Linked DNA regions of Mus musculus: region 2 is linked to region 1. The links are chromatin loops, found by intact Hi-C in ENCODE. Cell type or tissue: left cerebral cortex. All regions are shown on one strand. Links, peaks and the distances in the headings refer to the core of each region. The heading gives the core; the rest is flanking DNA.

Region 1 (5,376 bases), core at 58-5,057:
GCTCAAGTCACCCTTTGTCTTTTGGGTGAACTATCAGAAAGGATGAGAAGGCGCTGACTCTGGCTGCCAGCTCCTGGTCTTGAAGAGTTACCAAGAGGCAGAGGCCAAAGTAACTGTCAAGCATAAGGGACAGGGATTAACCAGGGTTAGAGAGCACCCGTGTGAGCAAGTCACTGAGTCAGGGTCCTGAAGATGCTTGGAATGAGTTGATCCTGAGACCTCACCACAAGCCCCCACAGTGGGGTCAGATATTTGCTACTGGAGAAGGATGCTGGCAATGTGAGAGTGCATGAGAATGCATAGAATTTCCTAATGACAGGAATGGGGGGGAGGACATCTTGGGGATGAGAGGACTCTACATCTCCCAGCTGCCACTGCTGCCTTGGCTCGCTCTACCTGATTGCCATTTACAGAGAAGGCATCAACTTCCTTCCTCAAGCTGTCCTTAGAGTTCAAGCCCAGGAGAGTGTCCAGGAGTAGTTTGATGGGGGAGAAAAAGTTCAGTTCGCTTTCCTGAACTTCAGTCTTAATTGCATTATAGAATAATCAAAAAGTCCCAGTGAGTGTAGCAAGGTCCGATCATAACCATGCAAAGCTTCCCAGAGAAACACACACACACACACACACACACACACACACACACACACACACACTGCCAGCTTTCTAGAGTTTCAAAAATGCAGTAACGGATTGAAGAAGTCTGGATCAGCTGGGAGGACTGTAGGGAGCACCTGGCCTTTGTTCTGTCCACCCTGCTACGCCTTCCTCCCTCTGTCTGACTCCACAGACCTGCCTTTTCACAAGGGGGCTCCCAGGCCTCTTCTCCATCTCCTGCTCCCTCTCTGCCCGACCTCTCCACTCTGGGTGCCCTGTTCCACAGCCTCCAGCCACTTGGTGATGGTAGTAGTGCTTTGCCAGTCAGACATGAGTTTGGGACTTAAGCCTTACAAATCTGCCAGGTGGCACCTGAGGGTCCCTTTGTACCTACAGTGTCACAAGAATTTCCCCAGCTTGAGGCAAGTGGGAAGGTTTAGCATTCCCTGGATAGTTGGTTGAGTGTCCTACCCAGTGCTGGGATGGGAGTCCCAGCGCTCACTGCCACATCCCCTTTTTTAGGGGACACATGAGGAGTTCAGGGGCATCCCTGCAGATCTCCCGCTAATCAGCCTCTAGAACTACCTCCTTCCCTGTCTCATCTTCCCCACCTATAAGGCCTGTTTTTTTTTTAAATGTATATATACACACACACATATATATATATGTGTGTGTGTGTGTGTATGTGTATATATATATATATATATATGTATATATACATATACATATAAAATATATGCTATTGCTTTCTTCAGACACACCGGAAGAGGGCATAGGATCCCATTACAGATGGTTGTGTTGTGAGCCACCATGTGGTTGCTGGGAATTGAACTCAGGACATTTGGAAGACCAGCCAGTGCTCTTAGCTGCTGAGCTGTTGATCTTCAGGCCCCTGCTTCGGATCGGTTTCCTAAATTTGGCAAGGGAGGCTCCCGAGTCACAGCCTCAGGCAAGAGGGCTGGAGCTCAGAGAGTTGAAGCTTTTAGTCTTTGGGCCTTGATAGTCCCATCATCCATTCAGAGGAATTCTTTGAAAGGTCACATCATCCTGCCCTCTCTCCCCTTCCAAGAGCCTTCCAGATGATCCCCAGGGAGGGGAGGTCCAGGGAGGCAGTCAAAGCTTTAACCCCAGGGCTGCTTGGTGAACAGAGTCCTCCCTCTCCTACCCCCCCCCCGGGGGCCCCTCTTTAGCCTGGGCTAGGGAGGTGGATGGAGGGGGGGAGAAGATGAGATGGGAATCCAGACAAGAAGGGGTTACAGGAGAAAGGGGAACTGGAAGGGGGTTGTGGTTGTCAAGGCAACGGCATTGCTGGGGTCAGTGGAGGCTGCTGGGGAGGGAAAGGAGAGGGGTGTCCCTCTCAGCTTGCAGCTTCAGAGCTTCAGTCTTCCTGTCCTGACACTCTTTGTTTTAAAAAAAAAAAAAGAGTCGCCTTACCCTCCTTTTGTGTCTGGAGGTGGGAGAGGGGAGCCACTTCGGGGATTTGCCCTGTCTTGCTGAGCTCACCTCATCCATCCATTCCTCCCCTCCCGCCCTCCCCTCTGCTCAGTTTCTAACTCTGAGCGAGCTTGGTTCTCACCTGCCAGCCCATCTTCCCAGAGCAACAACCCAGCCCTGACTTGAGCTGGTGGGAGCCTGTCCCCCTCCCCCGGACACACATAACACATACCTCCTTTATGGGCCCGCTGAAGGTTGCAAGGAGAGTCGGAGCAGAAAAGCCACCCCTACTCCAGACTCCTGACATTCCAAGTAAATCATTGGTCAGAGAAGCCAGGGACTTTTATGTCACCTGGATGTCATTGGTATTCTTGCATGGCCTCAAGGAAAACAAACCCCTGGATCCTAGTGTGTACCTAGACCATAAGCTCTCCAGAAGGACCCTGTTTACCCCGCCGTGATGTGGGTGCCCAGGGCATCAGGTTGACCCCAGCCGCTGTGCTACATCTAGAGCCGACCCTCAGCCTCTAGCCTGGGTGCTGGACAGCTTCCTGCTCATTCAGTGTTGGGTGCTGCCAACCGAGGTTCAGTGAGGGGAAATGCTCTTCTAGCCCGTGGAAGTCAGAATTTAAACGTAAGTATTGAAGTCTGTCCCTTTAACCACTGGAAGACTTGGCTTTGGGAAACCTGAAAGTGGCCCAGAGCTGTGCCCAGCGCTGCCCAGGGATTGGCCTTTTCTTCTCCGGGGAAAGATATAGGAGTCGTTAGTCCAGGGTGATCGGAACCAACCTAAAGTCCTCAGGCTGTATCTGCAGATCTGTCTGTCAGAAGGGAATCTGCTGGCTGCTGGGTGGATGGGTGTGGGATCTTCCCAAGGGAGGGAGCAGAGCTGCCATTAGTTGGCCTGCTTGCCCGCTGCAGCTGAACTTCGTCTATGATCCCATACTGCCCCCTTGTGGACAATCTCACATTCCCCACGTGGAATACCTTAGTCCTAGAGGGGCAATCAACTTGGAGCTAAAGGTGGTCTGTTAGGACCTAGCAATATACTGGGCTACACCTCCCACTTCTACTGGAACTAACAGAGCCTGAACCTGGGATAATGTTTCACACAGCACATCTTTCCCCGAGAGACTTTGAAAACCCTTGGCAGGAAGTAAATTTAAGAGCTGTATTTTTTTAACCCTTCATTCCCTGTTGTTTTGTTTGCCTCCAGTCTTCATGACTGTTAGCATATCTCTTGTATTAGGGCACTCACTATATCTGTGAGCAGACAGTGGCTTGAAAACAATGGGAGTGGGGTGGGGTCAGGGTCTCTCCTACCCCAAGGTGACCTGGAATCCTTCATGCAGTCAAAGAGGACCTTGCATTTTTTCCCAATTTTTTATTAGGTATTTACTTCATTTACATTTCAAATGTTATCCTGAAAGCCCCCTATACCCTCCCCCCCCCATCCCTATCCATCCACTCCCACTTCTTGGTGTTTCCCCTGTACTTGGGCATATAAAGTTTGCAAGACCAAGGGGCCTCTCTTCTCAATGATGGCCGGACTAGGACATCTTCTGCTACATATGCAGCTAGAGACACAAGCTCTGGGGGTACTTGACAGCACACCTAAAAGCTCTAGAACAAAAGGAAGCAAATTCACTCAAGAGGAGTAGATGGCAGGAAAATAAGCAAACTCAGGGGAGAAATCAACCAAGAGGAAACAAAAAGAACTATTCAAAGAATCAACCAAACCAGGAGCTGGTTCTTTGAGAAAATCAACAAGATAGATAAACCCTTAGCCAGACTCACTAGAGGGCACAGGGACAGCATCCTAATTAGCAAAATCAGGAATGAAAAGGGAGACATAACAACAGATCCTGAAGAAATCCAAAACACCATCAGATCCTTCTACAAAAGGCTGTACTCAACAAAACTGGAAAGCCTGGATGAAATGGACAAATTTCTAGACAGATACCAGGTACCAAAGTTAAATCAGGATCAGATTAATGACCTAAACAGTCCTATATCCCCTAAAGAAATAGAAGCAGTCATTAATAATCTCCCAACCAAAAAAAAGACCTTGCATTTTTAAAATGTGTGCATTTAATTCTTCAACCTTATGTCAGGTCCCCACATACACACAGTACTATGAAACATGCTGCTAACATGTTACTTTGCTGAGCTGGCTCCTCTGAATCTCACTTAGATTGAGGTGTGGATCTGAAAAGGCCAAAGAAGGCTGGATGGTTTAGAAAGACGGCACGAGGAGGATTGTTCAGTCCGAGTTTGTCTTGGACTTGTTGCACCTTGCTTTAATCCCTCTCTGTCTTACGTCAAAGATGAGACAAACAGACCCCTGCGCTGCTGAGTTCAGCGTGAAGACTATATAGTTCAGAGAAAGGCAAGAGGCTCTTGTCAAGGACAAGACCTGACGCAGGCTGGAGTCAAGGCGAGAACCACTTCCTCAAAGGCAGTGCTGAGCAAGATGGCGCGCTCTTTAAAATCTCAGCCCTTGGGAGGCAGAGGCAGAGCTCTTGTGAGTTTGAGGTCAGTCTAGTCTAAATATTGAGTTCAAAGCCAGATGGGGCTACATAGACCCTGTCTCAAAAATACAAACAAGAGGGCTGGAGAGATGGTTAAGAGCACTGACTGCTCTTCCGAAGGTCCTGAGTTCAAATCCCAGCAACCACATGGTGGCTCACAACCATCCGTAATGAGATCTGACACCCTTTTCTGGTGCATCTGAAGACAGCTACAGTGTGCTTAGATATAATAATAAATAAATCTTTAAAAAAATACAAATAAACAAAAGAGGAAACCACAGAAGACACAGAGAGAATGGAAGGCCCTGGAGGAAGGGCAGTATTCTTCATTGCTGTCTCTGTGCCTGAAGCTCCTTCGGTATCTTAGAACAATTTACCGATGTATTTATATATTATAAATGGGAATAGAACTCTGCGGCCCCTGCATGTTCTAAGCCAGTGCTCTACCACTAACCTACACCATGCACTCCAGAATTGCCATGTGCATGTCTGGTACCTGCAGGAGTCAAGAGAGGTCATAGGATTCCCTGGAACTGGAATTACTGATGGTTGTAATGTCGGTGCTGGGAACAGGGTCTCTGCAAGAGCGGCAGGTGCCCTCTTTAACAGCTGAGCCAGCCCACCAGACCTGTTACAGAAAGTTTTCATGACAAAGATGTGGACACATTGTGACAAGATGTAACTTGTTGAATGACAAAAGGGTTCCCAGTAACATGTCCCTTATGAAGAAGATATACAGGAGTAGAGAATAAAAGAATAAACTGTTGTACTGTTGCTAGAAAGAAAACTATTCTTAGCTGGGCAGTGGTGGTGCACG
Region 2 (5,376 bases), core at 324-5,323, 250 kb before region 1:
GGCCTCAGCAACGGGAGGCCGCCCCGCTGACGTCATCGTCCCGCCCCCCCTCCCCCAGCTCGCGCCTCCGTTCCCTCCCCGCCCCCTTTCCCGGCGTCCGCCGCGACACAAGCTCCTCGCCCTCTGATTTTGCTTCTCCCTTCAAGATGGCGGACACAATGAGCCGGCGGAGCGCCGGTTGGCCCTGAATTGACTCCGGAGAAGAACGGTCAGCGAGGTCCCGTCGTCCGGGCGAGAGAGCGTCGCCTGAGGAAGAGGACGCGGCAGCCCCACTGTCAGCCGTCCTTCGGTTCGTCTCCAGCGCGGCGCCCGCACCGCCGGGGTTGGCCCTGAGCAGCCCGCCCGATCGCTCGCCTCTCGGCCCCGCCCCGGCCCTGCGCCGCCGCTGCCTTCAGCAGCAGCAGCCGCCGCCGCCATGAAGCTGACCGACAGCGTGCTCCGGAGCTTCCGCGTCGCCAAGGTGTTCCGCGAGAACTCAGACAAGATCAACTGCTTTGACTTTAGTCCCAATGGCGAGACGGTCATCTCTAGCAGCGATGATGACTCCATCGTGCTCTATGACTGCCAGGAGGGCAAGTGAGTGTGATAGTGGCCGAGTTCCAAGTGCCCCTCTCCTTCCCTCTGTCGCTGGTCCCCGACTGAGCCCCCACCCCCAACCCCAGGCATGTGGTGCAGGCGCTCTTGCCAGGGCCACCTCCATCCCGCAGTGCTGCAGGAGATCCTCTTTAAGATGATGATGGTTCTTAGTTCATGTGTCTTTGCTCTCTTCCGAGCGCGCTTTTCCCGCTTGCCAAACCCCACCTTGACCTTGACCTTTAAACGCCATGTCCCTGCACCCTGCAGCCGGACGGATAGCCCTTTCCACTCCCCTGGCGACTGTCAGAATGTGCGGGTGGACTCTGAGCTCGATGCAGAACGGCAGGAGCTGTGTTCTGTCCATCAGTGGCGTCCAGCTCTCTGCCTTCACAGCAGTGACCTGGATTCAGCCCTGGCACGGTGCCCGCCCCCTACCCCTCAGCTTCCCGCGCGGCTTTTCTGCAATCAAGCCCCGCGGGATGCAGTTTTTAAGCTGTCAGGATTTATCGATTGTGCCCATGTGAGCTTGCTGTCCTTTCCCAGTACCAATACCCAGGCTTACAGTTAACTTACTAAACAGACTCTTGGAAACTTTTCTTTGCCAGACTCCTGAGAACTTGGCCGCCCCATTCTGGTCAGAATGTGAGCTCTCTTTAAAACAAAGAAAGCATTCCGGAACAATTTAGTGTTTCCTTTTGCATTACAAAAAAAACCCAAGTTTGGCCGCTTAGCCAGTAATCTCAGCATTTGGGCGATAGAGGCAGTCAGACCCTGAGTTCTGGACTTCATAGCAGAGAGACCCTGACTCAAAACAGTTAAAAAACAAAAAACAATAACCGCCAGATTGTGGTTTGCTTATAGTTATCAAAGTTTTGGAATTCTGGAACTGGTTATGGAAATTATGTTAGTTGGAGAACTTGTGTATCTTTGCCGTTTTCATAGCCTGGGTGTGAGGAAGACATTGCCTGTCTCATCTCTGGAAGTTCAAATCCTCGATAAGTAAGCAGTGACCTCTTTTGTAGCAGAAACTAGTTTAGGCTAAATTTGATTCCCTTTGTCAACTTCAGCTTCCTTCCTAAGCAGGAGGTGTTTAGTTTAATAGCTACTGTTTTCGACATTATGTTAAAGTTACCTGTTTTTGAATCCTTGGCTTTTTCTCTCCTTTTTGCAGCTGTTCTCTTTGTTTATTATTTTTTTCAAATAATAGTTTTCTTTTGGAACTTGTCTCTGAGTTTATCTAAAGTAAAGCTATTGTAGAATGAGCTGTATATGATATTGTCCTTGATGGGTTTCCTCGCTGGAGCTCCAACAAAGTATTACGTAACTGTCGTTGGACTTGAGCTTGCTGTATGTGGGAGAGTTTCCTACAGTGGTGATCCTGGGGAAGAGAAAATTACTAACTGGACAAATAGTTATTTGAATTGATGTTCATATTTGTGTATTGATTATTATCATACACTGGTCTGACTATTTGATTCTGTTTGGAACTACAAGTAATTTGAAATTGGTTTGTCTGACATGTTTGGTGCAATACATAGCTTAGAATCTCCCCCCCAAATCTGTAATGGAAATGCATATCCTATTCAAAGGAATAAAACACTAAGACTGAAAAAAATGTTTATTCAGGCATGTAACCTTTTTACATGATTACAAACTTACAGAAAGTTACAATGCTCCAAAGAACTTTCTTGAAAAAAGAACGTGTCCAGCAGTGCCTATAATTTCAGCGCTTGGGAGCTGGGGGTGCGAATCCAAGGCAGCTTGAACAGCTGTCCCAAAAAGGAAATGTAAGGGCTGGAGATGGCTACAGGCACTTGCTCTTAGAGAGGAACAAGTGGACTCCTACACCTTGTAACCATCTGTAACTAGTTCCAGGGGATTTGACCCCTAATTCTGATTTCTTGAGAGATGGCTCAGCTGTTAAGAGCACCTCTTCCACAGGTCCTGAGTTCAATTCCCAGCAACCACATGGTGGCTCACAACCATCTATAATGGGATCCAATGCCCTCTTCTGGTGTGTCTGAAGTCAGCTACAAGGGTACTCCTATAAATAACATAAAGAAGTCTTCATAAAGAGAGAAGTTTGTGGGGGGAAAAAAGTCCAGGAGCTAGAGAGATGGCTAACATGTGGTTAAGAGCGCATGTTAATTTTGCAGAGAACCTAGGTTAATCAGCAGCACCCACGTGGAGGCTCACAATTACATTTAACTCCAGTTGCAGGGGATCTGATGTTCTCTTCTGGATTCCATGTGCATCAGACCTGCATAGGGTGCCCATATATACAAGCAAGCAGACAAAATGCTCATATACATAAAATCAGTAAATGTAAAAATATATATGTATAGAAGAATAATCCAATAATTCCAACAGTAGAAGAAAATAACTGTTTCTTTGGAAGTAACATCTTTATTAGATAATACCAGTAGTAGAATTTGGGTATTTGAAAATAGCTAAAACACAGCTGATTTTTGTTTGTTGTTTTTAAGATACTACACCCCACAGTGGAACTTTGTCTGTAGCTATAGTGCTGGTTGGCTTCCAACAGCAATCCTCTGGCCTCAGTCTTGGCTTAAAAGGATTTTTTTTTTTTTATTGAAAGTAGTTTTTCATGCACACGTTCTCTGTGTACGTTTTAGCTGTGTGTGAGCTTGCTGTGCATGTATAGGTAGAAGACAGCGTGCAGGATTGGCTGCTTTCCTCCCTTCCTGGGAGCCCAGGGGGTGAACTGTGATTATTGAGCTTGGCGGCAAGTGCCCTTAGCCTCCATCTAACCAGCTCACCTGCCCAGGAAGAGGTTGTGAAGGGCTTTGGTTTTGTTTGTCCATTAAATGTTAGAATGTGGCTCATCCCTTCCTTCGACTTGAAGGAATATATAGGGGGTATTGCTTTTGATTGGTAAAATATTTCAAATTTTTTCTGTCTATGAACACACACACACACACACACACACACACACGTGCACATGCGCACATATGTTTAGTTTGCCTTAAGACAGTAGTCTCATGTAGTCCAGGCTAACTCTTATGTGTCCAAGGTTGGCCTTGAACTCCTGATCCCAAGTGCTGGATTATACACATGTATCCCACCACCAGCAGCTGGCTTTACTATTATTTTCTTTATTCATATCTGCCTCCAGAATCATAGTTTTAAAGAAGCTTGCCAAAATACTTGGAAAGTTCACATAAAAAAATATATCCATTGTTGATGTCAGACTCTTACTTTCAAAGTAAAACTGAATTAGTTTTCATTAAGACACATCTGTTAATGCTTTTTTGTTTTGCTTGGATTTTTTTTTTGGATGTAAGACATACAGACCATATCTTAATGGAACCCAGGTTTTTTTTAATACCACATGCTTTAGTGTACTGTTTACTTGAAGGGTTGAAGATAGAGTCCAGGGCTCCATGCATGCTAGCAAGCCTTCTGTGACTAAGTCATATCCCAGCCCTGTCTTCTACTGTAAATGGGCTGAAATACTAGGATTCGCTTTTACCACTGATAGATGCAAAGTCAGCATGCTCAGCCTCACTCAGTCAGTACTTACCTAGTACTAACCTCAGAGCTTCAGACAGTAGACTGGACCTAGTACTCAGTAAGTACTTACTAAGTACTGACTGCAGAGCAGAGCTTCAGAAAGTAGACTGGACCTGATGGTATTTGATTTCACAAACGGCAGGCATATAGAAAGTATAGTACAATAAAGAACTCTTGTTCAGAATAGGTTTCATGAAGCAGAAGGCCTCACCCTCTCTGACCTTAACAATTGAAAGTACAGAAATTGACTTGTAGGCAGCCTGGATCATCTGATTGCTCGACCAAAATAATATGGTTCCAAAATAATATGACATTGAGAAGATAAACATTCTTTTGCATAAATTCAAACCCTTGGTGACTAGTAGTACACTAGTCAATCTTTTACTACAATATTCCTGGGAGGGACACTTTGTGACAGGGTCTCACAGGGTCTCATTCTGTAGTTGGGACTAGCCTTGAATTTGTAGTGGTCCTCCTGCCATAGCCTTTAGAGTTCTGACTGGAATTACAGATGTGAGCCACCATGTCTAGCTTAAAATTCTTCTAAAATATAAATGTATAAAACACTTTAAAAGATTTTCTTATTTTCTGGCCTGGTTCAAATGGAGCACTCTGTCGTTCCAATTTTGTTTTCTAAAGCTGGGCATGGCTGCCTGCCTCCGCCTCCCAGCACTCAGGGAGCAGATACAGGCAGATAGCTGTAAACCTGAAGACAGCCTGATCTACATAGAGAAAGCTTATCTTGTAAAACAAAAATAAAAAAATATTACTTTAAATTGTTTTCTAGAGATATTTGAGTTAAAAAAAAATTGCCTACTTTAAATAGCCTGCAGCAGGAAGTTTGGTTGTAGATTTTCCTGAGAGCCCATTTATCTGATCAAGATTTGCATTTAAGGGACTTGCACGAAGAAGTTTTGTTTTGAACTTTGGGTTGGAAACACACACATTTACATGAAAGTAAAAGCAAAAGGAACCATCCAGTAGTTTTGTTGGAGAGGTAGGCTTGCTGCTACTTTCTACTCTGTGTAAGAAAATTAGACATCTTCTAGAGCAAGTTATGTTAGAAACATAAGCAGGGTTGCATCTGGTTTCAATCGTGATAAATCATTGCCTTAAGAAAGTGCTTGCTAAGTGAATGGCTTAGGAAAGGTTACTGGCTCTGAGGTACTCTCCTATCCCTCTGTTGTGATTCTTGGTTTGTGATAGTTTGTGTACTTTTTTCTCAAGTAGATAGTCTTCCCAAAGTTTATATTTGAAGCCAGGTAT

The links. Peaks named below come from ENCODE experiments on the same cell type or tissue, not always from the same donor. Only the 100,000 strongest peaks of a DNase experiment are listed, where the experiment ranks them.
Region 2: it touches region 1 in a loop (3.0-fold over the local background); 11 of 42 quality-filtered maps call a loop at or near these places.

Annotation. Positions count from the first base shown.
Region 1 is chr9:106,419,026-106,424,401 of GRCm38, forward strand. It overlaps Gm33616 (a long non-coding RNA gene), which reads right to left and starts at 2,479. Exons shown (of 3, transcript XR_001779299.2): 1 at 2,261-2,479. In left cerebral cortex, for the core only: CTCF peaks have their summits at 1,412 (motif pointing right) and 2,993 (motif pointing left); DNase peaks (open chromatin) are centred at 2,279 and 2,954; H3K4me3 peaks cover 467 bases; H3K27ac peaks cover 1,384 bases.
Region 2 is chr9:106,170,804-106,176,179 of GRCm38, forward strand. It overlaps Wdr82 (WD repeat domain containing 82), which reads left to right and starts at 126. Exons shown (of 9, transcript NM_029896.1): 1 at 126-576. The coding sequence starts at 416. In left cerebral cortex, for the core only: a CTCF peak has its summit at 2,627 (motif pointing left); DNase peaks (open chromatin) are centred at 631, 978 and 1,901; H3K4me3 peaks cover 3,046 bases; H3K27ac peaks cover 1,777 bases.